Regions from separate parts of the Mus musculus genome. Here all the other regions are linked to region 1. The links are chromatin loops, found by intact Hi-C in ENCODE. Cell type or tissue: gastrocnemius. All regions are shown on one strand.

Region 1 (8,000 bases):
AGGAAAAGTAGACAAACAATGACAATTTGTATAACGTCACTTGAAGAAAATGATATCTCCTATGAGTTTATGTATGTACTTCTTTAAAGTTCTTCAAGTGTCAAATTCTGAATCAACACTAAGTGTACAGAGAGGCTATGAACTGTGATCATCAAACAAGACAAATGTTTCTATATCCAAACCTATTTTCAGGGTTGACAAGGCAGTCAGAGATGGTGACTTGAGTTCACCCTCTGGACCCATAAAAATATGGAAGTAAATGGAAGGAGAAAACCAACTTCTTTCATCAAGTCATCCTATGGACTCCATACATGGACCACGGCATACAAACACATGCACCTGCATGCATACACACAATAATTTACTACTACTACTACTACTACTACTACTACTAATAATAATAATAATAATAATAATAATATATTAGTAACAAGTGCTTTTTAAATTTACTTGCAGAGTCAGCAAGATTACTCAGTGGGTTCAGGAACTTGCTGTCAAGTCTGATGAGCTGAATTTAAAATCCAGAACTCATACAGTAGAATGGGAGAGCTGATTCCCATTAGTTGTAATGTGACCTCCACATGTATGCCATATGTAGACAGACAGACAGAGAAAAGGACAGACAGACAGACAGACACACACACACACACACACACACACACACACACAGGTAAATGGATGATAAAAGTAAAGAATTCACAGTCAAGGCCAAGGAAAATTACTATAATCACAAAAATCTACAGAATGAATTTTAGCTATTTTTACCAGTCACACAGCCCGATCTTCTCTCATGCCCCTTCCTCTCCACCTAAATCCTCCTTCCCAACAAGTTTCCTCTGGCCAGCACACCTTATCTTATGTGTGTGTGACCCACTGAGGCTGAATATAGTGGCAGAAGCATGAGGTGTTTACTTGAGAACAGGAACTTCCAGTAGCTGCTCCAAGAAAGGAACCGACTCCCTCTCCTCCAACAATCACTATCCACCATAGTCCCTTAAGGAGGAGCAAGACTGGGTAAGCTCCTCCCATTTCCATGAAATGTTGGCATGCCCAACCTGCGCAGGTCTTATGCAGGTAACCACAGCTGCAGTGAGTTCGTGAGGCCAACCTCCATGCCACGTTTGCCGTGTGCCCTTCTTCCTGCCTCTCTTCCATGATATCCCCCCTAGCCTTCAATGGGTGAGAGAGGTGTCCCATTTAGGGGACAGCACGCCACTATTCCCTGTTCTTGGCACTTCAGTTGAGTCTTTGCATTGATTGTTGGCTGATACAACAAGGAGCTGCTCTGGAGAAGATTGACAGTGACACTCATCTATGGATATGCGCATGAGTATTTAGAAGATAGCTTGGCAAAATGACAGTAGTAGCCCTCCCACTCCACTCCTATCAGGACCTGTGGCTTTTGACCATGTTTTTCATACCAGGCATGAATTCTCTCCAGTGAACTGGGCATCTAATCCAACATGAAAGAAGTTGGTTGTCTCCATAAGATGTAAACCACTATTGCAACAGTGGACACATCTTTGCCTGGCATGATGGTGGTATAGGAAGCAGTGTTCACAGCTTGAATGAGACTGTTGATGGCTGTTCTCTTCCAGCAAGCTGCCTAACACCTTCCAGCACTATGGGAACTATCCAATTGGAGAAACTTGTAGCTTTATTCCGGATAGATTTCTCCATGTCTTGTAACTTAAGTGTATGATGTCTTCAACAACAATAGGGCCTTACTACCAAGTTCTTGTTGGCAACCAAGAGCAATGACAGTGACCTCTATTTGGGGGCCTCCTGACTCACAGGGAGCTACCCTTCATTTGACTCTGTGGTTTCTGTTTATAACCTATGGCTTCTATATTTATAACAGGCAGGATGTCTCCATTCAGACTGTTTTTAAATTATGCTTTTAATAAACTTATAAAATAATGGGTTTCTATATGACTTTTTCACAATGTTTAAGGTTGGTTATCTGTCCTCCATACTCTCCTCCCTCCTTCTCTCCCTCCACAAAATGTTTGCACCCCTGAGATGTCCCTTTCCACATTCATGTCATCTACAAACTGCCCTCTCCAGTGATGGTCTGAGGAAGATGCTCAAAATGTCATTTTTGTTTCAGGTCATAAAATGTAGGGTACGTCTACATATCATATCATTTGTGATATGACTTAATTATGCTGAGTACACTAAGCTAATATACTAATATCAACACGAGTGTGAGTTATTAAATCCCTGGGGAGCAGGGCTTCCCACATCACAGTGTCTTTAGATGCTCATAAAATCCCAGAAAGAAGCTGTTGCCTATGTTCAGCCCTTTGTAGAGACTTAAGAAAGCCTAGTGAGGGATGGAAGAGATGGCACAGTGGTAAGAGCACTTACTGCTCTTACATGAGACCTTAGTTCAGTTCCCAGTACATTTATAGTTCATAACTGTCTGCAACCCAAGTTATAACGTGTCTCCTGGCACCTGTGGGCACCAGGCATGCACACAGTTCATATGGATAGGCAAATATCCATATACATAAAATAAGAATAATACATATTTTTAAGAAAAATAAAAGAAAGAGAGCCCAGTGAGGTTACATTGCCTAAAGTCCTTCTGTCGATGGACAGAGCCAGGTTCTCCAGGCCAAGTCTTATATAGATTTCACTATGGCATGCATTACAAAATACCTAATATACTGTTTATTCCAGGCTTGATAGAAGTTATTCATTGACAGGTTTCCAAAAAAAAATCATAATGCAATAATTCTTTCAATGTGAATGAGAGAAATATTTGAAGTATATCCCTCAAAAGTATTCGCTTTTATAGAAGACACTGTTGCCTTTAGCCCACATTTATAATAACTATATCCACAACGTGTGCTGTGTGCTAGCGTGTCAATGTACCCAGTGACTAATCTTTTAGGTAGGCCTCAATCAGTTTTGCAGTGAAAGCAGTTCTTGAGTCAACAAAACTTTACTTTTGTTTGTGGTGGTTTCACTAAATAGCCTGAGGGAAAACAGAGAATTCCTAGGAAAGTGATGCCATCTAGTGGTGCAACTAGGCAGAGGGCCACATCCCTGCAACATAAAATGCAACTATTCAGCCTTTTAAGGGAGTGAAATACTAGATTCTAGTGAGATATAAACTGTTGCCTTCTCGAAGCACCATAAAGCCACACCTTCGTGCCTTCCCTGTCGTGATGAACTGTATCCCTTAAATCATAAGTCAACATAAATGTCTCCTCCTTTGAAAAGTGAGAAAAAAATAACAGGGAGGTACAAAATACCAAGCAGTGCTTTAAATGTGCAAGAACCTTGAAAACACTGTACTAATGGGAAAAGCTAAATATAAAAGTTATATGGGACATGATTTCACTTAGGAGTGATGTCTGGAATGGGTAAATGCATGGAAACAGATGCGGGTTTGGCAGGGGCTGAGAGTGGAGACTCTCAGGAGTATGATTCTTTTTTCTGATGAAAATGTCCTAAAACTAGATCCTCTACAATGTCCTAGCTACTGTTCAATGTTGTATTCTAGGTGTTAGAAAAACATGAAGGTGTAAAAGCGAGTTTTTGTGCTTAAAAGTTAAGCTTCAGTGGCAAAGATAACAACAGTAGAAGACAGGATGGGATCCTGGCAGTGGGATACAAAGAATAACTTCTCTGGACAACTGGGGCAGGGAATTGGCACTTCTCAGTAGTATCCAGGCAAAGCGTTGTGCAGAAAAACTTCTGGAGAATGAATCATAAGGGAACCAACACTCTGCAGAACCTTAACTTGTTTCAGAAACCCCATATGTCCTTCAGTTCACTCCTTCCTGCCTGTTGGTGCAGTTGGGGAAGCATTGTAGAAGGCTCTCACCTCACTGCCATCATGTTTAAGCCAAGGTCTTAGAAACTGGAAGTCCCAAGGAGTTGGAAAGCTGCCAAAGCTCTTCTTTGGAGTTCTGAGCTTCAAGGGGATTGATGAATCTCATGAGCCATTTTAAGCAATGGTGAACCCTCAACAACTGTGTGGTAGTCAGAGATTCCAAACATCAAGTGATGCAGGGGCTTTGGGTTTGTTATGTACGCCATTGTGGAGGAAGTGGATGCATTTTTGAATTTAAGAGTCACACAAGGTCAGTGGAAGAATAGAGGAATCAAAGAGAGCTACACCAAGAGAAGATTCTCAAAGGCCAAATGTTGCCCTATGCCTGAAAAGATCTTAGTTAGAGGTATTAGAGAAGACACCCAAGAACATCACAGAATGGAGAAACTGAAGTGATTAAAATCATGACTGACAAAGTGGAAAAAAGAATGACTTTTTTTTTGTTCCCTTTGATGACCATAACTCCGTGGGTAAGATTGTCATTCAGAAACACCATACTGTGTTGGCCACAACTATGAATCATACAAAAGCGTCGTGGAAGCAAGAGTTGTCTAGTGTTTCATCCAGCCAAAGAATCCAGATGTTTCCAGAAACTTTGGTGGTGGTCCTGGAGATGGTTTGGGTGGTAATAGCTATTAGTGTTGAGGGAACCTCAGCGTTCATGATGGCTTTGGTGGCAGCCAGGTGGTTGTGTATGTGACAGCAGTGAGGATGGCTAGAATGGATGTGACAGTGATGGTGGTTATAGAGGAGGTGACCTTGGTTACTTGAGAGGAAGCAGAGGCTGTGAAAGTGGTGAGCAAGGTTATGAAAACCAGGATAGTGGCTATGAGAAGAATGGCAGCCATGACAGTAATGGAGGAGGTGGAGAACTTTGACTGAGGTGGTGGAGATGGTGGAAGCTCCAATGATTTTTGGCAATAACAACACTCAGTCTTCAATTTTTGGACCAATGAACAAGGTGGAGGTGGATTGTTAGGGGCAGAAACTCCAGTCCTGATGGTGGGGAAGGACGGTGCTTTGTTAAACCACAAAACCAAGACAGATGTCGTAGTTCCAGCAGCATCAGTAGCTATGGAAATGGCATGAGTTCTAATCATTGCCCGGAACCAAAGCTCAGCAAGAGACAGGGAAGCCACAGGTTACAGATGGTGAACTCAGCCAAGCACAGGTGGCAGGGCCTAGCTTACAAAGAAGACATGTTTTAGACAACATTCATGTAATTGGGGGAAAATCCTGCAGGAATGTATTTGTGACTAATTATACAGCAAGTTATTTTTGCCCCTGTTCTGGTCAAAGGTATAAAGCTTTCTCACAAAGGGTTTTAATGTAGAACTGTTTTCCACCCATGATGTTAATTGCTAAACATATAATCTTATTGTGATGCCAAATACAGGTGTCTTTAAAAAATAAAAAGAGGTTTAAAAGCCCCACAGAGTAGTAATGTGCACCTATGTTGGTCTTTCAGCAGAGATATCCAAGTACCAATAGTCTGCTCCTACCTTGAAGACACATGGCAAATATCTCAAAGAAAATTTCTTGGTACTTGCTCCAATTAACAATGAGAAATAATTTGTGGAGTTCTTCCATACAGTCATCCAAAGAGTATGGGCTGAAAAGAGGGAAAGCAAAGGCAAAGGTTGCAGTAGAGAAAACAGACAATGATTTTGTCCACCAGGGTATCAGAGGCAATATTATTGCTGTGAATCAGGTTGGGAGTTTATACCTTGACACAGTATGGGAAAGATGATGTTCTGTCTCTGGGATTTCCCTCCCCCAGTCCCATAATCCCAGCCTACTCAGGAAGCAACAGTCAATCCCAGTTGAGAGACAGGCTACAAAACACTTAGCAAATATTTCCCTAGATTTTCTCAGTCTTTGAAAACAGGGAACCTCTGAACCTGTCACAGCCCAGCTTCATCTAAGAAACAATGACTAACCACAACATGGCAGGACCCTGAAATGTAAAAAGAAGAGTGTGTAAAAAGGTGTAAATCTGAATAAAGTATGGACCTTATGCAGAATGTATTGATAATGGCTTGATAATTGTGACAAACATGCTAGCCTACCAGAAGATAGTAATGGAGGAAACCTATGTCAGGCATGCGGGATCTTCACCATCTTCACCCTTTATCTAAATTGAAGACTGTTATAAAAATAAATATATTTAATGTATACTAACATAAAGCATAGTTATTTCACCTCATATCTAAGTCTAAGAACATTAAAATAAAAAACGCAAAAAAAAAACCCGCATCTTTTCACATCAACTATCCTCAGTATAGTGACATCATCTTTAAACCCTGTGTGGCAGTCCCTGACACACTTCCATGATACTCCTGAAAGAGAGGGTGACCTGGAAGTCCAAATACTTACTAAAAGTCACACAACATCAGAGCGATTAGCCAAAATGCACTTGTGGGGTAGACTATGTAGTGTCCTAGCAGATGCCACAGACCTGCGTGCCCCATAGTAGGATAGTTATGGTGCCAGTAAGCAGGACTGCCAGGATGCCCAGGGCCATCCATCACACCTCAAACACGGTGTTTTGTCTGCAGGTTGGTTGCCTGACTGCTGCCTGCCTGGGTGGAACATTCTATCCTAGCAGATGCCAGTGTGTACCGGCTTTGACTGTAGAAACTCGGAGCATCTTCCCACTTGCTGAAAAGGTCAAATCCTTCTCTATTGATCCATCCCTGTAGCAGTCATCTTTGAGTCTGCTGCCAACACAGCTGCTCCTGTGCCCTCAGCCAAAACTAGAGTCAAGGACTCATCTGAGGATTCGGATGAGGATATGGGATTCATTCTCTGATTAATCTTCCACAATCAACCACTCAGCCAGCTTTATTTGGGAAACAGAGAAACAAAGGTCTACTTCTCTTTCAAAAAGTAGATGATGGGTGCTGGAGAGGTGGCTCAGTGGCTAAGGATCCAAGATCCCCTGGAGACCCAGTGTCCACTTCTAGACTCCTAAAGCACTTGTGTTCACATGCATAGACATACACACAAGCACATGCATAGACTCATAATTTTTAAAATAATAATAAATCTTAAAAACAAATGAAATAAAAATATTTGTCTACCCAAAATTGATCTTACTTCTTACGACTCTTTTTCAGTATTAGAAATTGAACCCAGGACTTGCACATGCTAAGCCAAACACTACCACTTAGCTAGATCACCATGACTCATTTTATCTTTTGTCTTGAGACAGGGTCTTGAAGTGGAAATTTCCGATTCCTTTGGAGACTCAGATGTGTCATATGATGTTTTTCTGGAAACTGACCTTTGAGAGGATGTTTTGCTGAAGCAGACACACAGGAAAATGTTTTCCTGAGAACAAAAACCAAAAACATGGTGTTTTTCTGGAAGCTGCCTGGAAAAAAAGGCATGGGATGTTTTACTACAGTGGATACACACATACACACACACATATAAACAGACAGTGGACAGCACTATGCCATTGGGTCACCTTGCCTTCTTCACTGATCATTTGTTGTGACTTTGTAGAGAGAAATGCACCAAAGAACTTCTTGTGATATTCCAGTGGCTTTGTTCTGCAGACTGAAGCTCATTGGCAGAGCCTCGCTGTTTCTTCTGGATTGAACTGCTGTTGCTGATTCGTGACAACAAAGATTGGAGTCGCTGCAAAGAACTATTTGGAAACAGTTCCACATTCACCTTTGCCCTATTAACTTTTCCTGTCCACTACCTCTGGTAGGTGGAGGGATAGAAGGGAGCTTTAAATGTTTAACAACTCTTATTAATGTAGATTTTGAAAAATTTAACCCTACAGGGTCTTATCACAGTGCCCAAGCTGGCCTTGATCTCACTGTGTAGCGTAGGCCTGTCTTGAACTTGCAGTCTTCCTGCCTAGACTTCAAGAACAATAGGATCCCAGGATAGCAACAAGTGCAGCTTAAATTCTCAATATTTGCAGCCATCTTCCTTTCATCTTCTAAGCCTTTTTCTTCCTTTCATAGCCTTCTCTTTCATGTCTTGATTACAATTCCACACTTTACTTACATTTCTAATGGATGTGGGTATTTGCAATCAATTTATGGTGTGAAAATCTTGTATTTCCATAAATACTTGTAAACTTAAGTACACAGGGGGAGAAAAAAAAGAAAAAGGAAAAGGAAAAGGAAAAGGA
Region 2 (8,000 bases), 110 kb before region 1:
GTTCCATGGACCAATTCAGTGGAGCTTTCTTCTCAATCATAATTCTCTCTTCTCAAATGACTCTAGCTTGTGTTACGTTAACCAAAAAGCTAACGAGACCAGTATGTTGTATTTATATGCAATGTGGGGTGTAAAGTAGGTTGGCTTCCACTGAGGACTCTCCCCAAAGACAATGCCAGCGTGCTTCTTATTAGCAAAAAGGACAACATCACCTAAATCTCTGTGAGGTCCATTTCTCTCTTGTTTCTGTAGGAAACGGATTTATATTTCATTCTGGGACAAAGGCATCATTATTTTGTAGTTACAACTACCAGTGTTTCTATAGATGTGATGTGCTACACACGTTCTCATTATCCACAGGAGATAGAGAGTGGCTAGAGAAGCAAGCTAGGGGTCTGAGAGTGTTCCCTAACCTTTCATGTGAGGACTCCCAGTGCTGTGATTGGTTATGGGGTCATGAATTGGACAATTCCCAGGGGATGGGGCTGGGAACAGCAACTGCTTTGGTTGTAGAGCATCCCCCCCCTCCCCCCTCCCCCCTCCCCCCTCCCCCAACACTGATTCCTATGGAAGTCTGTTCAGAAGATTCTGGATTACAGACTAAGACAGAGAACAAAGCCTCCATACTGAAACAAATGTGAAGCAACTGCACCTTGTTGCTATTTTGATATGACTCTTTTAAAATGCCTTTATGTAACAAATAATGTCTCTGCATGCAACCTCCACAGCAAGTATTGTTAATTGCGTGGAGTACTTTTAAATTTTCTTATTAATATTATTATGAATGTGTATCTTGTGTATGCGTGGTGTGTTTGTGTGTTTGTGCGGTGTGTGTGTGTGTGTGTGTGTGTGTGCTGTCACAGTGTGACAGAGCATGTGAGATAATCAGAACACAGTGTTAGGTAGTCAGTTTTCTCCTTCCAAGATTTGGACATTGGGATTCAGAGATTTACAGTAACCCCCCTTTTTCCCTGCTCCCCCCACACACACCCTTAAAGGAGGCCACCTTCTTTGGAAGTCCGAAGAGTCACTAAGTGGTTAGTAGCCAGGGTACCCCATCTTTTGGCCTTATGAAGAAGGAAGCATGCTCCATCTGATCCCCAGCCAGCATAAGACCCTCACCTAATGTAGAGACCAACATAAGACACCAAAGGGAAGCCTCAATATAGCCATTCCACGGTACACGCATGTTTCAATGCATCGTGTTGAATATAAGTACATGTAATTCATATTAGTCAGGATGGAGAAGGGGAAAGTGAACGCAGGAATCTGGAAGAGGGAGGGAAGGGAGGAAAGGAGTGACAGAAGAAAATGGAAGGCTCTAACATGTGTTTTAGTTAGGGTTACTATCGCTGTGAGGAAGCATCATGGCCAAAATAACTGCAGGGACAAGGGTTTATCTCATTTACAGTTCCATATAAGAGTTCATCACCAACACCAGCGAGGGTAGGAACTCACGGAGGGAGACCAGGAACCTGGAGGCAGGAGCTGATACAGAGGCCATGGAAGTGTGCTGCTTACTGGCTTGCCCCCTGAAGGCTTTGCTCAGCCTGTTTTTTATAGAACTCAGGACCATCAGCATAGGGATGGCCCCACCCACAATGGGAGACCCCCTCAAGTAATAATTAAGAAAAAGCAGTAATTAAGAAAATTTGTTACAGTTGAATACTAGGGAGGCATTTTTCTCAATTGAGATTCCTTCCTCTCTGATGACTCCAGCTTTTGTTAAGCTGACATCCAGCTAGGCAGCACAACATGGAGGAGACTGGATGTGGCTAGGACCATCCACCCCTTAGCATCCCACAGAGGTTTAACTGCAGCCTCTAAACGTGGGCGCTGGAGAAGTGGCTCTGGACTCCAGTCTGATTAAATAAATAGTCACTTAGTTCAAGCACGGCTCCACCTTTCCTCACACGTGTTCCCATTGGTGTAGCACACTGACTCCAGCAATCCAAATCAGCAAGAAATATAAAAACAATAACAACAAAAAAAGGCTAAAATCATTAAAACAAACAAACAAAAAAAACTAAAACCATTCACAAACCTTTTATGTATAAGCCTGCTTTACTGAGACTATCTCAGGAATGGAAAGAACCTACATATTAATATTAGATAATCCTTGTTTTACAGGAAGGTGGGGGAGGGGGAAAGAAATATTAGTAGAAAGAAGGAGAGAAAACAATGAAAAGAAGGAAATGACTTTATTTCTTTCTCCTTCTTTACTGAAAATACTCCTTTACTCACACAACAAATCCTGATTATAGGATTTAAGAACAGGCTTCTAAGAGATAACAACCAAACATGACTAAATAAAATACAATAAGATGAAGCAAAAACTATTATCAATAGTCCCAGTAATGCAAAGATTTCGCTGTAGTAGTTCTGCTAATTTGTTAATCACAGCTGATTCTTCAGCCCCGGGTAACCAAAACCACAGAATCTTCGAAATCAAAACAGCAATTGCCCTAACAAGAGTCTTTAATCATCCCTCTGAAATTTCACAAACCAGGCCTCCATCTTCTGCATGGTTTTCAACATTATCTTCCGAGCTCCTACAGGAACTCCCACAGAGCTCTTAAGAACAAATGGATCTTCTAGCCCAAAGTTCCAAAGTCCTTCCACAGTCCTCCCCAAAACATGATCAGGTTGTCACAGGAATACCCAACTATGCTGCTACCGATTTGTCTTAGTCAGGGTTTCTATTCCTGCACAAAACATCATGACCAAGAAGCAAGTTAGGGAGGAAAGGGTTTATTCGGCTTACACTTCCACTTTGCTGTTCATCACCAAGGAAGTCAGGACTGGAACTCAAGCAGGTCAGGGAGCAGGAGCTGATGCAGAGGCCATGGAGGGATGTTCTTTACTGGCTTGCTTCCCCTGGCTTGCTCAGCTTGCTCTCTTATAGAACCCAGGACTACCAGCCCAGGAATAGCACTAACTACAATGGGCTGGGCCCTCGCCCTTGATCTGGATCTCATGGAGGCATTTCCTCAAGGGAGGATCCTTTCTCTGTGATAACTCCAGTTTGTGTCAAGTTGACACACAAAACCAGCCAGTACACTCTCTCAACATATTAGATCACTTCATAACACTGTAGAGTTCACAATGTTGAAGAAAAGGGGTCAGGAATGGCGTCTTTAGCCTGATAATAGCACTGTAAGACGAAGAAGATAAATGCAGGATAGATAACAAGCAAAAGGTGGAGGACTTGACCAGCAGCCAATAAATCTCAGTGTTCCTGCTAGGCAACCTTTCTCAGTTAAGTTGGCGCGCTGCGATGCCTCACTATGTCCAGCAGGTGGCAGTGCTACATAACATCTTAATGTTAAAATGGTTTTTCTATGCCTTTGAAGCCCCTTAAAGGGAAACTTGTTTGATTCTTTTGTATAGTTAAGAGGTGAATGTTGAAGTAAGCCTTATGCTTAGTTCTGGTCTCTAGACTGTCTACTTCAAGAGGTAGATAATGTACAGGGCCTGAAAATCATATAGGAAGACCAAGGCCATATAGTGGAATTGGGTTTCTGTCCATTTAACATGATGCTGTATATCAGCTTGCTGTATATTGCCTTTATTGTTTGGCTATGTGTCTAATAACCTTTATTTCTCCAAGACTTTTATCACCAAGGGGTGTTGGATTTTTTCGAAGGCTTTTTGCAACATCTAATTAGGTGATTATGTGTTTTGTTTCTTTCAGTTTATTCATACAGTGGATTGCATTGATGGATTTTCATGTTGAACCATCCCTCCATCACTAGGATGAATCCTACTTGATCATGATGGACGATCTTTTTAGTGTGTTCTTGGATTCAGTTTGGGAGTATTTTACTGAGTATTTTTGCATTCATGTTCTTGAGGGAAATTGGTCTGAAACTTTTTTTTTCTTTCTTTCTTGAGTCTTTGGTATTAAAGTGATTATGGCCTAATAAAATGCATTTGGCAATGTTCCTTCTATTTCTATTTTTTTTGGAATAATTTGAGGAGTATTTGTATTATCTCTTCTTTGAAAATCTGGTAGAATTCTGTGACAAAACCATCTGGCCCTTCGCCTTTTTTGGTTGAGACTTTTAATGTCTGCTTCTATTTTCTTAGGGATTGTAGGCCTATTGGGCTGTTTATCTGATCATGATCTATCAAGAAAATTATCTATTTCTTTTAGATTTTACAATTTGTGAAGTACAGGTTTTTGAAGTATGACCTAATGACTCTTTGGATTTCCTCGGTGTCTTTTTAGTTCTGACTTTGTTAATTTGAATATTCTTTCTTTGCCTTTTAGCTTGGTTAAGGGTTTGTTCTATTTGTTGATTTTTTTTCAAAGAACCAACTTTTTGTTTCCTTGATTTTTTTTGTATTGTTTTCTTTGCTTCTATCTTATCAATTTCAGCCCTGAGTTTCATTATTTCCTGCCATCAACTCCTCTTGAATGTGTTTGCTTCTTTTTGTTCTAGAGCTTTCAGACATGTTGTTAAGTCACTAATATAGGATCTTAGTAATTTCTTTATGAAGGCACTTAGTGCTATGAACTTTGCTCTTAGCACTACTTGCATTATGTCCCATAAGTTTCGGTAAGTTGTGCATGCATTTTCATTAAATTCTAGAAACTCTTTAACTCCTTTCTTAATTTCTTCCTTGACCCAGTGGTCACTGATTGGAGATTTGTTCAGTTTCCATGAGTATGTAGGTTTTCTGTTGTTCTGCTTGGTATTGAGGTACAACTTTAATCCATAGAGGTCTGATAAAATACATGGGGTTATGTCAATTTTCTTGTATCTGTTGAAAGTTGCTTTGTGACAGAGTATATGGTCAATTTTGGAGACGTTTCCATGGTCACTGAGAAGAAGCTATACTCAATTGTTTGGGAGTGAAAATGTTATGTAGATATTCGTTAGGCCCATTGAGTCACAATGTCTATAAGTTCTAATATTTCTCAGTTTAGTTTCTGTCTGGACCTGATGACCTGCTCATTGGTGACAGTGGGGTGTTGAAGCCTTCCACTGTCAATGTGTGGTATTTGATTTGTGACTTCAGCTTTCCTATTGTTTCTTTTACAAATGTGGATGTCCTTGCATTCAGGGTAAGGATAATTCAGAATTGAGAGTTCATCTTGATGGATTTTTTTTTCCTTTAATGAGTATGAACTGTCCTTCCTCATCTCTTTTGATTAATTTTGGTTTAAAGTCTATTTTATTAGATATTACAATGACTATACCAACTTAATTTTGGGTCCATTTTCTTGGAAACATCTTTTTCCAGCCCTGTGCTCTGAGCTAATTCCTATCTGGATAGTCCCACTCCCCAACCTGTCCAAATTCCTTGTCTGAAGAAAATAAAACAATTGTTCCAAATACATGTCTATAAATCCATTTTATTTTGCCTTTGAACTAGGAAAATATTAGCCTACACATCTGATTCATTCATAAAATTCTAATTTAAGCAAAAGAAAGAATGGCACATTGAAACGTTAGATATTGTCGTTTTCCTACTTAGTTACAAAGGAGAACTTACAGTTGGGTGAAAAAATATTTAAGGCATAGAATCATTCCTCTACAGGTTTATTCTCCATTCCACAAAATATCCCATTCCCTTAGCTTTGGAACCAACTGTTTAAATACACGGAGATATTGTTTTAGTAACATGTTGTACAGATGACCAAACTGTAAACTCTAAGATCTACAGTGTTTCTTACTGGTTCTTCAAAAATGTTGTCCCAAGATAGTTAGAAGGCAAATTTATTGCATGTATAAAGTCAAAAGATCTAAAATGTTTTTATATAAATTTTAAAACCCTTGATCACTATCCTATTTTTTTCATAAGCACAATAGAGAAATTATATTATAGAATCCCACAAAATTTATAATCAATGCTTTAAAACATACAAATAAGAGTAATTATATTTTTAAAAAATCATTTTTATGATTAAAAAAATGTCTCTTAAGGTAAAGTGCTATTCCAAAACAAGTATTTTATTTTAACTTTGAGTTTTTTAAAGTTGTACCCAAAGTATTTTTAAAATTGCAAATCACTAAGTGAATGGATTCAAAACTAAAGTCCCAGGCTGAGTAAAGACAGAACATTCAAATTTTTCTGTGAAAAGCTACAATGGACTAGTATCAATTTCTCCATCGGATCAAGCCAGAGTCTCGTTATGAAAGCAATATAGTAACCTAAAGATATTCAGTTCAACGAGGATTCAGCCACTTCAGCCATTCCTCAAAACTTGGTCATTTCTCCCAGCACTGTGTCTGGCTAAAGCCACGCTGGGACCTCTTGGTGACAGTAGGTTACATGGCCTTTGAGATCAAAATGTTCCTTGTGACTTGTATTTAACCTCTTGAACAACTAAAAAAAAGTCCTTTAATTATGTAACTTGTCCTTCTTTGCAGATGGAACATGACTGGGGATTCAGGAATCTTCATTGTGTGGATTTGAAAACAGCTGGAGATAAGATGGGGGACCCACTCTTCTTTTTTTTTCTTCTCCTTGTCCTCTCCTCTGATCTAAAAATTCAGAAAGGATTCCAAGTACCAAGAAAGTCTGGCTTTCAAGAAGGAGCAGATGCTTCCAAGCCAATGAGTCAGATTTATAACTATCATCTAGCAAGAGACACAGTGATCTCCGAAGGCCATGTTTAGAACATCTGTATGATAAGAAAACCCCCAAGCCCTCTTTTGGATAATGCTGAATCTAACGACTGCTTTGTAAGGAAGACTCCCACCAGATACCTGCTGACTCAAGAATTCAATTACTGCTCAATGGGAATACTGTCAACATTTTTCTGTTCCTAAAAGGAATGTGTCTACAGTTCAAACTAGAACTTTTTTTTTCTGAAGAAAAAAAAAAAAAGATGAGGATTTCTGGTGTGTTACAATCCCTTCAGAAAAGATGGAGCAGTTATTCCACCATTGAATGAGTTATGTTACATTTAGAGTCAGTATGCGGTAGTGACCGAGGTGCATGTTGGGGGCACAGTCTGAAGAAAAGAGCTTCCTGTTTCAACAAGACAGTTTCAAATCAAATATTATCACCAGCCACCCTCTAAAGTCCATTCCAGCCATGGTGTTTGATGATTCTTGGGTCTCTCAAAGTGATGCCCATTGGAAGAGGCAGGGAACTGATGAGAGAACATCTGTTGTACACTAATCATTATCATTCAAAGAGTCTCAAGAACTTCTTTGCCACTCTAAAAATTGAGGCACTCTGCCCTCAAGCCACCTCTGCATCTCCACTGCCAGCATACTCACTGCTTCCATTCAGAATGAGGTGGTGGGGGTCAATTTTGTTATGACAAAACCCATTCTCAATGGCCTCTGCCTTGGAGTTGCCTTGAAATACAGCTAATCCCATAAACTATGCCCTGACTTTCCCCTGGAGCTAAGTAAGTACAAATCCCAAATGAGAAAACTCCAGGCTACTCCAGATTTCTTCGTTGCTCGTTATTTTCCCCCATATAAATATGTTAGCAAAACAGTATTAATAATTTACTTGGGAGGTGATACTCTGTCAAAATAAAATATTTCCAGACCATGAACAACCTGGTGGCCTGGGGTCCACCAGCCTTGAAGATTCCCAGGGATGTCACGTGAGGTTGCAACCAGACCTGGCTTTAGGCAGGGGTTCCTCATCTTTCTGATCTAACTCCCTTGCTACAGAGTAGGCCACTGATCCATTGGTCCACAGTTGTAGCTTGGGATCTGAGTCTTTGACCGGGAAAGGCACTTGTGTTCTCTTCATCCTCTTGACAATTCTAACGAAGCCAAGCAGGATGGAACTAAATATCATGGCAAATCCACAGAGAAGGAAGGCTGCAGTGTAGCTGCCCGTCGTGTCCACCAGCCATCCTACAGCAAAAGCAAAACCACGGTGCTGAGCTAAAAATTCAATTACCGGATTAGCCACTCTCAAACTTAATCATTTGCCAGGAGAATCTCCCTAGACTACAGCACACCATCAATGATTTGAACAAAAAGCAGATGGCCTAAAGATGTCTTGCAGGAACCGAGAAA
Region 3 (8,000 bases), 88 kb before region 1:
GTGCTAGGGAGAGGAAACCAGGCAGATCCTAGGGTTCTTTGAATGTGTAATTTTAACACACACACACATACATACACACACACACATACACACACACCCTCAACAGCACAGACAATGCACATAAATTACTCAGACAACTGTCGACTTTAATTTGAATGAAAATACATTAGAACTTCTTAAAAACACGAAGCCAGTTTTAATTCGGAGCAGCAAGAAAAGCAAGAACCCTTCAATGAAAATGTAAGGGCCCCATCTGTTGATCTTGCTTCCTTCCCAAGATACTGATATCAAGGATAGTCACTGACAAATATCTGCAAAAGAAGCCATCAGCAGAGCAAACAAGCAACCCATAAAGTGGGAAAAAATCCTCACCAGCTCTCCATTAGACATGGGGCTAATGCCAAGAGTTTATAAAGAACTACAGAAATAAGTAAAAGAATGTCTGGTGTTAATCAGCAAGTGGATCCAGGAGATGGAAAGTTTACAAATGAAGAAATATAAATGGCCAATAAGTATTTTTAAAAAAATGGTTGATATCCCTAGTCATCAGGAAAGTACAAATTAAAACTGCTTTGCAATGCTACCTCATTTTAGCTAACAATCTGACAAATGTTGGCAAGGGTGTGGAGAAAGAGGAACCCTTGTCCACTGCTGGTGGGAGTGCAAACTAGTAAAATCATTGTGAGAATTAGTAGGGCATTTCCTCAAAAAGTTTAAATAGACTCAGCTACACTATACCAGAGCATACACCTCCCAACCTCCATACCATACCACAGAGTTACTTCCACAACCATGTTTATAGTGCTCTACACATAATGGGGAGGAAATGGAACAGATAAATGAACAGTGGAAATGTGGAACACATACCCTATAGAATTTTTGAATTTGAGGTGACCCAAACTCAGAAGACAAAAGCCTTATGCTTCCTCACATGCAGATCCTAGTCTTTACATATGCATTTATACACACATGTAAGTGTGTGCAGAGTCTAAAAAAACTCAAAAGGAGACCAAGAGAGGGGACAAGTAGGTACCTAGAAAGGATGAAAGGTAAGCAAAAGGACACAGGAATACAACAAGAGGTAGATGCTGGGGCCACCACACAAGAGAAGTTAGGGGTAGCAGAAAGGTGGGGGGAATGGGTTGGGGTAAGAATCACTAAAACAAATCATTCAAAATGCAGTAATGATATCTAGTATCTTGTATGCTAATTTAAACTTATTTTGTATCACTGACAATAAATTTCTTTTCTAACAGATCGTTTTCCTACTGCTTTCATGTTTTCCTTTCAGACAATACAAGTTTCAGAGCTGGATCGCTTGGTCCTTTCTCTTCTTGTCACCTCCCAGTTCAAAATGCTTGCACCTCTTAATGGCCAGGATGCTCTTGGATCTTCTGTTGGGTTCAGCACACTTAAGCCTGAGCACAAACTTCTTTGTGGTTTAGGCCATCTTTTGGGAAATTGGCTTTGTTTGCCCATCGTAGCCACTCTGCTTGCAATAATAGCACCACTACCCTTGGGTATACAGGGAATCTTTGCCCTTCTTATACTGGGTAACTTTGTGAGGCTGATACTTGCCACATGTCTTACAAAGAGTCCTTTGGGTTTTAGGAACATTGGCCATCTTTGCAGTAGAAGTGTCTGCGATGAAAAAAGAGACCCAGAGTCTGTGATGGCCACCTCAATTACCAAACAGCAGAGGGCTAATTTAAATTTTTTAATTAAAAAAACAAACACCAATATAGTAAAAGCAATAACTAAAATCTTGTGAAGTCCCCTTCTTCTGCTGCTTCTTGTCTGGAACTAAAATGTCTTATCATCTTCTCCTAACTACTTAGCCTTCAATCAGAATGAGTTGTGAGTTAACGTACATAGCCTCATTATCAAAATGGTTGAGTTATCCATCACCCAGGATTCTCAGTAGAACAGCATTGACTGTGGGGCTGGGCGAGATTCATCCTGTGTGGCAGGATGCTTAGAAGCATCTCCAGCATCTTCTCCAAATGTCTCCAGACATTGCCAACAAGCCTTGGAAACCAAAATGAGCCTGACTGCCGACAAGTGATCTAGTCATCAAGTTTTCCAACCCCTCTTCAGAGCCTTCAAATCCCTCCATGGGTCTCCATCGCCCTTATTGTTCATAATTGACGGCAACACCTTTCCCCTGAACTGTAGCCCAAAGCTCCTAAGTGATGCTTCTCCATTAGCACTTAGCTGTCTTCAGCGCATTCTGCAAACAGTGCCTTCCTAGAACAGATGCTGGCATTTCAAACATTTTAGCCTGACTTGCAAGTCTTTGGTGTCCATGCTCCTTTCTGCCCACTGTTTGCATACTTCACTTCAGTCACCTCTTTCTACCTCGTTCAACACAGTCCCTGTGTATTATGCACGTCCGTACATTATAGCTTTTTCTGTGATTCTCCTCTAAGTGCTCGTTTTAATCTCAGATAGTTAGCCATTCCACACCTCCAGGAAATCCTCCTTGACTGCTCCCTTATTGCTCAAGACAGGAATGGATGCTTCTCGTACTCGTCCTCTACATGTGGCATGCTCATCTGTGGTCTGGCAACTCCCTTTCCACTTGTTTGTATTGTCCACTAGACGTTGCGCTGTGACAGAGGAAGACATATATGTCTTAGTTCACACTAAATTCCAAACATCTAGTATAGTATCTGTCATGAATTGGGTGCTTATAAAAATTGTTCAACAGAAGAAGACAATGAAGGAAGGTGAAAGAGGAAGGAAGAATGAAAGAAGGATGAAGGAAGAAGGAAGGAGGGAGGGAGGGAGGGAGGGAGGGAGGGAGGGAGGGAAGAAGGAAGGAAGGAAGGAAGGAAGGGAGGGAGGGAGGGAGGGAGGGAGGGAGGGAGGGAGGGAGGGAGGGAGGGAGGGAGGGAGGGAGGGGAGCCCCTTGATAGAGAATCTGACTGGAATGTAAGGAAGTGAAAGGCTCCACTGGAGAGAGAGGAGGAAGATAGGGTGGCAGTGCCACCAGAGGGCACTGCAGAGGCAAGCTGGAGCATCCAAACAGGCTATGAAAACACAGAATGAATCACCACTATCAGTGAAAAAGGTGCAGAAGTGACAGTAAAGAGTAGTTGAGAAAATGGCAAGATATTTTGAAATTATAAACCAGTCTCTTCACCAAATCGCTCTGGGGAACATAATATTACTGTGCTGTCCCTTGTGATTTCTTAAAAATTTTGCTTTGCCTTTTTTTTAAATTAATTAAGTTATTTATTTATTTTACATCCTGATTGCAGTGTCCCCTCCATCCTCTCTTCTCAGTCCCTCTCTCTTATCTCCCATCCATCCCGCCATCCATCTCTCCTCCCCTTCTCCTCAGAGATGAGGACGCCTCCCATGGGTATCAGCCAGCTTTAACATAGCAAATTGTAGCAAAATCAGGCACATCTTCTTCTTTTATTGAAAAGAAGCCCAGTAAGGAAAAAGGGATCTGAAGGCAGGCAATGTAGTCAGACAGCCCCTGCTCCCACTTTAGGAATCCCCTATGAAGACCCAGCTGCAGAACTGTTGCATATGTGCAGAGGGCCTAGGTCAGACTGATGCATGCTCTCTGGTTGGCAGTTGAATCTCTGTGAACCCCTGAGGGCACAGGTTATTTGATTGTTTCTGAAATGAGTTGACTAGTCCTATCAGTAAAACTTTGGATCTGAAAATCATTTCTGGAAAGTTGAGAACCTTAGTCAGAGGTCAAAGTTCAATGACCACATCCACCTTTATGAGCATTTCAACACTCATGAAGTTCAGAAAGATGGTTATGTCACTCAATGGGAAGAGGACCAAGTGACAAATGAAAAATAATTAAGTGAAAAGAAATAATACGGTCATTTTTCACCTCTTTAAAAAAGGAGAGAAATGACCATAGAGCTTTCCCGTTGAGGAAGGTTTGTGTTGTAAGATTTAAAATCCAGGGATATCTGAAATAAATTGAATTGTAATAGGAGCACACATGCATCCGGATGCTTGCAATAACAAGAGTCAGGAAAGCAAAGCTCTTATTCCAGATTCATACCCACGGAAACAGTGAGTGAGGAAGCTTGCTGATCTCTCAGGGTTCCAATTTCTTCATCTAGAGAGCAAGCATTTTTATAAGCATGACTCACAAAGATCAGAATGATGCATCTCATGTTGTCTCTTCAGCCTTTGGGGTCTGATAGGACTTGTTCCCCAAAATATAGAAACAGATCACAACCAGTGTCATCACTTATAACCAAACCCCCTTTCTTAAAGATGATCTGACTCAACAGGTCAATGAGCTTTATGACCTGTTAAGCTCAAGCTCACCACTGCTCTGACACTGTCCTAGCTACGCTAAGTTGGATCAAGAACTGACTCACAGCGATGTTGTAGACGACTAGCTAAAATCTCTGTCATATCCCTTGACTAATCCTATAATGTGGTGGGGAATGACTTCACGAAAACTATCTGAAAGCATGCCAACAAGGACAAAGTAAATGCTCGGTAACGTTACAATCACTTCATTTTTATCCTGACTCAAAAGGGTTTGAAAAAATCTCCAAAACTCCAAAGAACTCCAGAAATTTATTTCTACTCAGTTTATTTGAACTCAGGAAATCTAGGCAACACAAAGTCTCAAACCTAGGATATTGTTTTGTTTGAATATTTAAATAAAATTTTTGTTTCTAAAGTAACCATTCAAGTTGTTAATATATGTAGATAATTCATGTAATTGCACTTTAAATATGATCCTTAAGTTAATAATGTATTTTGATAAAGACATCTTAAAGAAAAAAGAAATAATCAATACATAGTAATAAGTAGAAGATATAAATAAATAATAATGACTGCTTTCATTGCCTGTTGAACTTTAAAATTTAAGTTTTTTCAAAGTACAAGGCTAGAGCTGAGATAGAATGTTTAAATGACTTGAGTTATAATTATAGCATTGTTTATAAAAGCAAAAACCAGAAGACGATATAAAATCACATCAATAAAAATGTATCAAATAATTGTAGATAAAAGTATGTGATAGAATTCCTCTTTTTTTTTTTTGTATAGAATAGAGATTATTCAGAGCATGGGGAGGGCAGTTAAGAGGGTAGCAGAGACAGAGAAAGGCAGAGAGAAGGAGAGAATAGAGAAATGGGGACCGGCCATGACCACGTGGAGGAGGGAATTGGGGGTAAGGGGGCAAGAGGCAAGAGAGAGGCAAGAGCATAAGAGCACGTAGTAGAATTCTAAGCAACTATTTTCCAATAAGGTAGAACCTTAGTGGTTGATACATAACAGTCTCAAGAGAAATTATTAAGGGGGGGACAGAACAACATATCAAAAATGATCCTGCTTATGTAAGTAACAAGAATGTACACTTAGGTTAGCTCAAGGTTGAGAAGGCTTTTTGTTTTCCTCTTGAGACTGAACTTAAAAAAAATATCGGTGAGGTTAATTTTAGGCAGTGAAATTGAGTTAGTAAGTAGGGAAGAAAAATATTTTATATATTTTCAACATGTTTGAATTTTACCATCAGAATGCAAGATGTTTTGTGTTAAGGTGCTTGTCCAGTAGATGCTGGTTATCTGTTAGGCAGGTTGCCCTGGTTCGATTCTCTTGCTCTCACATCCAGTCTTCTTGGCTGCTTCTTGATGTGTGACATTTAGATTCCTGGGCTGGCTACATCATCTCACTTTCTTTTCTGCCTTTATTCTGCTTAAGTGTTCTTGTCTTGATCTCCTCTGTTGACTTCAGTCTGGTATTCTGCCTTGACTTGGAGCCATGGTCTTCTTTTCTGGTTTCTGACTGAATGTATGGCAGTTTCGGCATGGTGAAGAAGGGCAGGTACTGGTGCAGGCTGAGACATCTTCCTCCTTCATTTTTGCCAGGCCAAATTATTTCCATCCCTTAAGACTTTACTTCAAGGACTTCTCTAGAAAGCCAACCCTGAATCTCCAGGCCTGAATTTGTCTTGCTGCCGATCATATTTTAATTCCATACTGACCAAAGTTAATATAGCATTTTGATGATCTACATCATGAGCTGAAAAGGCCACCCATAAAAGGGTGACTTCTTTTATTTGACAGGGTGCTGAGTCCCTTGACTATCACCAAAGGTCACCCAACTTAATAGAACTCAAGTCAATACAGGTATTTTTATTTGTATCTCAGTCAATTGTGCATGAGTCTACCATAAGATTGCCAATCAATCTACTTCTTTAGAAGCCTCTAGTACAGAGAGAGTCATATCTTCAATGAATGGAAGATAATCATCAATGGAACAGATTTTAAATGAATTGAAATAGAAACTAAAAAGTACAACCTACAGAAGATAAAAGGTTTTTAGCCTTTAGTGGTAGCCAATGGATTCAACATCCTATCAAATAAGGGAAGATATCCATTTACTGATGGTCTTCCAAACTCCTGATACATGTCATCACACACACACACACACACACACACACACACACACACACACACACACTCATACTCTAAACACTTCTTGTAGTTCCAGAAAGTTCACTGAATGCATACAAACAGTCACTCGTGTGGACTTGTTGGTACAGGAATTGGTGTGCTATCTCCTATGGCTGAGTATCAATAGAACAGAGAAGGTAGAGTTTAGAGAGATGTATGCTCTTGGCACCATGACTTATTGTTATTGTCATGACAGCTCCTTGGATAGGAGTAGCCCACCTGTAGACAATGCTTCCCATAACCAACACATTTAAAAAGTCTGTGCCTAATACTATAGCTTCTCTTGATGATACTGAAGATAAGCCACAAGTGTGAATGGGGATCAAAGTGTAGTATATGCGTGAGAATAGGATAAGAACTTATTTAGTTATATTCTAGAGAAAGCAATAGTGAATTCCCTCTCTCTCTCTCTCTCTCTCTCTCTCTCTCTCTGTGTGTGTGTGTGTGTGTGTGTGTGTGTGTTTGTGTGTGTACTTTAAATGTCTATAGATTATGAGTGTGAGCATTGTAGTAAAAAAAAAAAAAGCAAAATTAAGTCTCTCTTCATCTCTGTCCTGGTAGCCATAGATATAAGTCTCTTAGCCCCTCCATGAAGCAGGGATTAGCAAGCCCATTTCATCTAAATCACAAAGCTCAGTTGAGTGACTGAGAGAAGTATCTTAGTATTGCAACCAGGAGCACTACGGACAACCTTGTGAGAATACAAGTTCTTCATGAAAACTGAACTACTCAGAACACTACAGCATAATCTCTCCTTATAATGCAATTAAACTACTTCCAGAGCATTCCTCTAATGGTACAGAAAGACATTTCTATTTATAAGAAGCCACACACACACAAAAATGATCTTTCAAACTCTACAGTCTCTTCAGACTCAGAATAGACACATAATCAACAAACCTTAATGGTGGCAAATATAAAACACCCTGCACTGTATCTGTTGGTAGGCAAATGATACTTTCTTTAGCTACGATGTCATCAAATAAATTATCATCACAAATACTTTCGTGTACTGTATAGAATGCATTGCCAGAGAAGAAAGACCCTGTTTCATTGGAACAAAAGTGAGGGCAGAACAGTCACATGCAAATCACAAGCATTAACTCATATAGACACGAAGAGAACTAGATGGACATTCAGTATATTGAGTACTGTGTCTCTGGAGGAAAATTAAATGAGCAAGGAAGGTTAAAGGAGTCACTGTTTTGCTTTCCTTCGACCTAAAACCCAGCTGCTGTCACCTCAGCCACCAAAGGGTAGCACAAGAATTTGGATTCTAGATTTGATGGTTCCCATATTTAACACTTAACAAGCAAAAGAGTTTTCAAGGACTTTTTTGAAGTTCTACTGTTCCCTCCTGAGAGAATATAAATTTTAAAGCTGTACAAATTTGACTTCCACTGTGATATCTTCACAAACTTGTTATAAACTTCATACTTCAGTCTTGGGGATATTTTTCTTATTCCCCTGCTGCAAGCTTGAGGATCTTTTGTACACTGTAATCTCTTGCCATAGTGTTTTTTTTTTTATATTTGTGGCTTATAAATC

Evidence for each region. Peaks named below come from ENCODE experiments on the same cell type or tissue, not always from the same donor. Only the 100,000 strongest peaks of a DNase experiment are listed, where the experiment ranks them.
Region 2: it touches region 1 in a loop (9-fold over the local background); 31 of 42 quality-filtered maps call a loop at or near these places.
Region 3: it touches region 1 in a loop (3-fold over the local background); 18 of 42 quality-filtered maps call a loop at or near these places.

Annotation. Positions count from the first base shown.
Region 1 is chr19:34,769,999-34,777,998 of GRCm38, forward strand. No RefSeq gene overlaps it. Among named protein-coding and RNA genes, the nearest start is that of Gm22082, 22 kb to the right of the region's middle. In gastrocnemius, no CTCF peak of the experiment used is centred here; a DNase peak (open chromatin) is centred at 3,026.
Region 2 is chr19:34,663,059-34,671,058 of GRCm38, forward strand. Slc16a12 (solute carrier family 16 (monocarboxylic acid transporters), member 12) reads right to left here. Exons shown (of 7, transcript NM_172838.4): 7 at 5,343-7,835. The coding sequence ends at 7,573. Among named protein-coding and RNA genes, the nearest start is that of Ifit1, 26 kb to the left of the region's middle. In gastrocnemius, a CTCF peak has its summit at 3,294 (motif pointing right); a DNase peak (open chromatin) is centred at 3,276.
Region 3 is chr19:34,682,058-34,690,057 of GRCm38, forward strand. The region is part of intron 2 of Slc16a12 (solute carrier family 16 (monocarboxylic acid transporters), member 12); the gene reads right to left. It also overlaps the pseudogene Gm46654. Among named protein-coding and RNA genes, the nearest start is that of Ifit1, 45 kb to the left of the region's middle. In gastrocnemius, a CTCF peak has its summit at 3,012 (motif pointing right); a DNase peak (open chromatin) is centred at 2,995.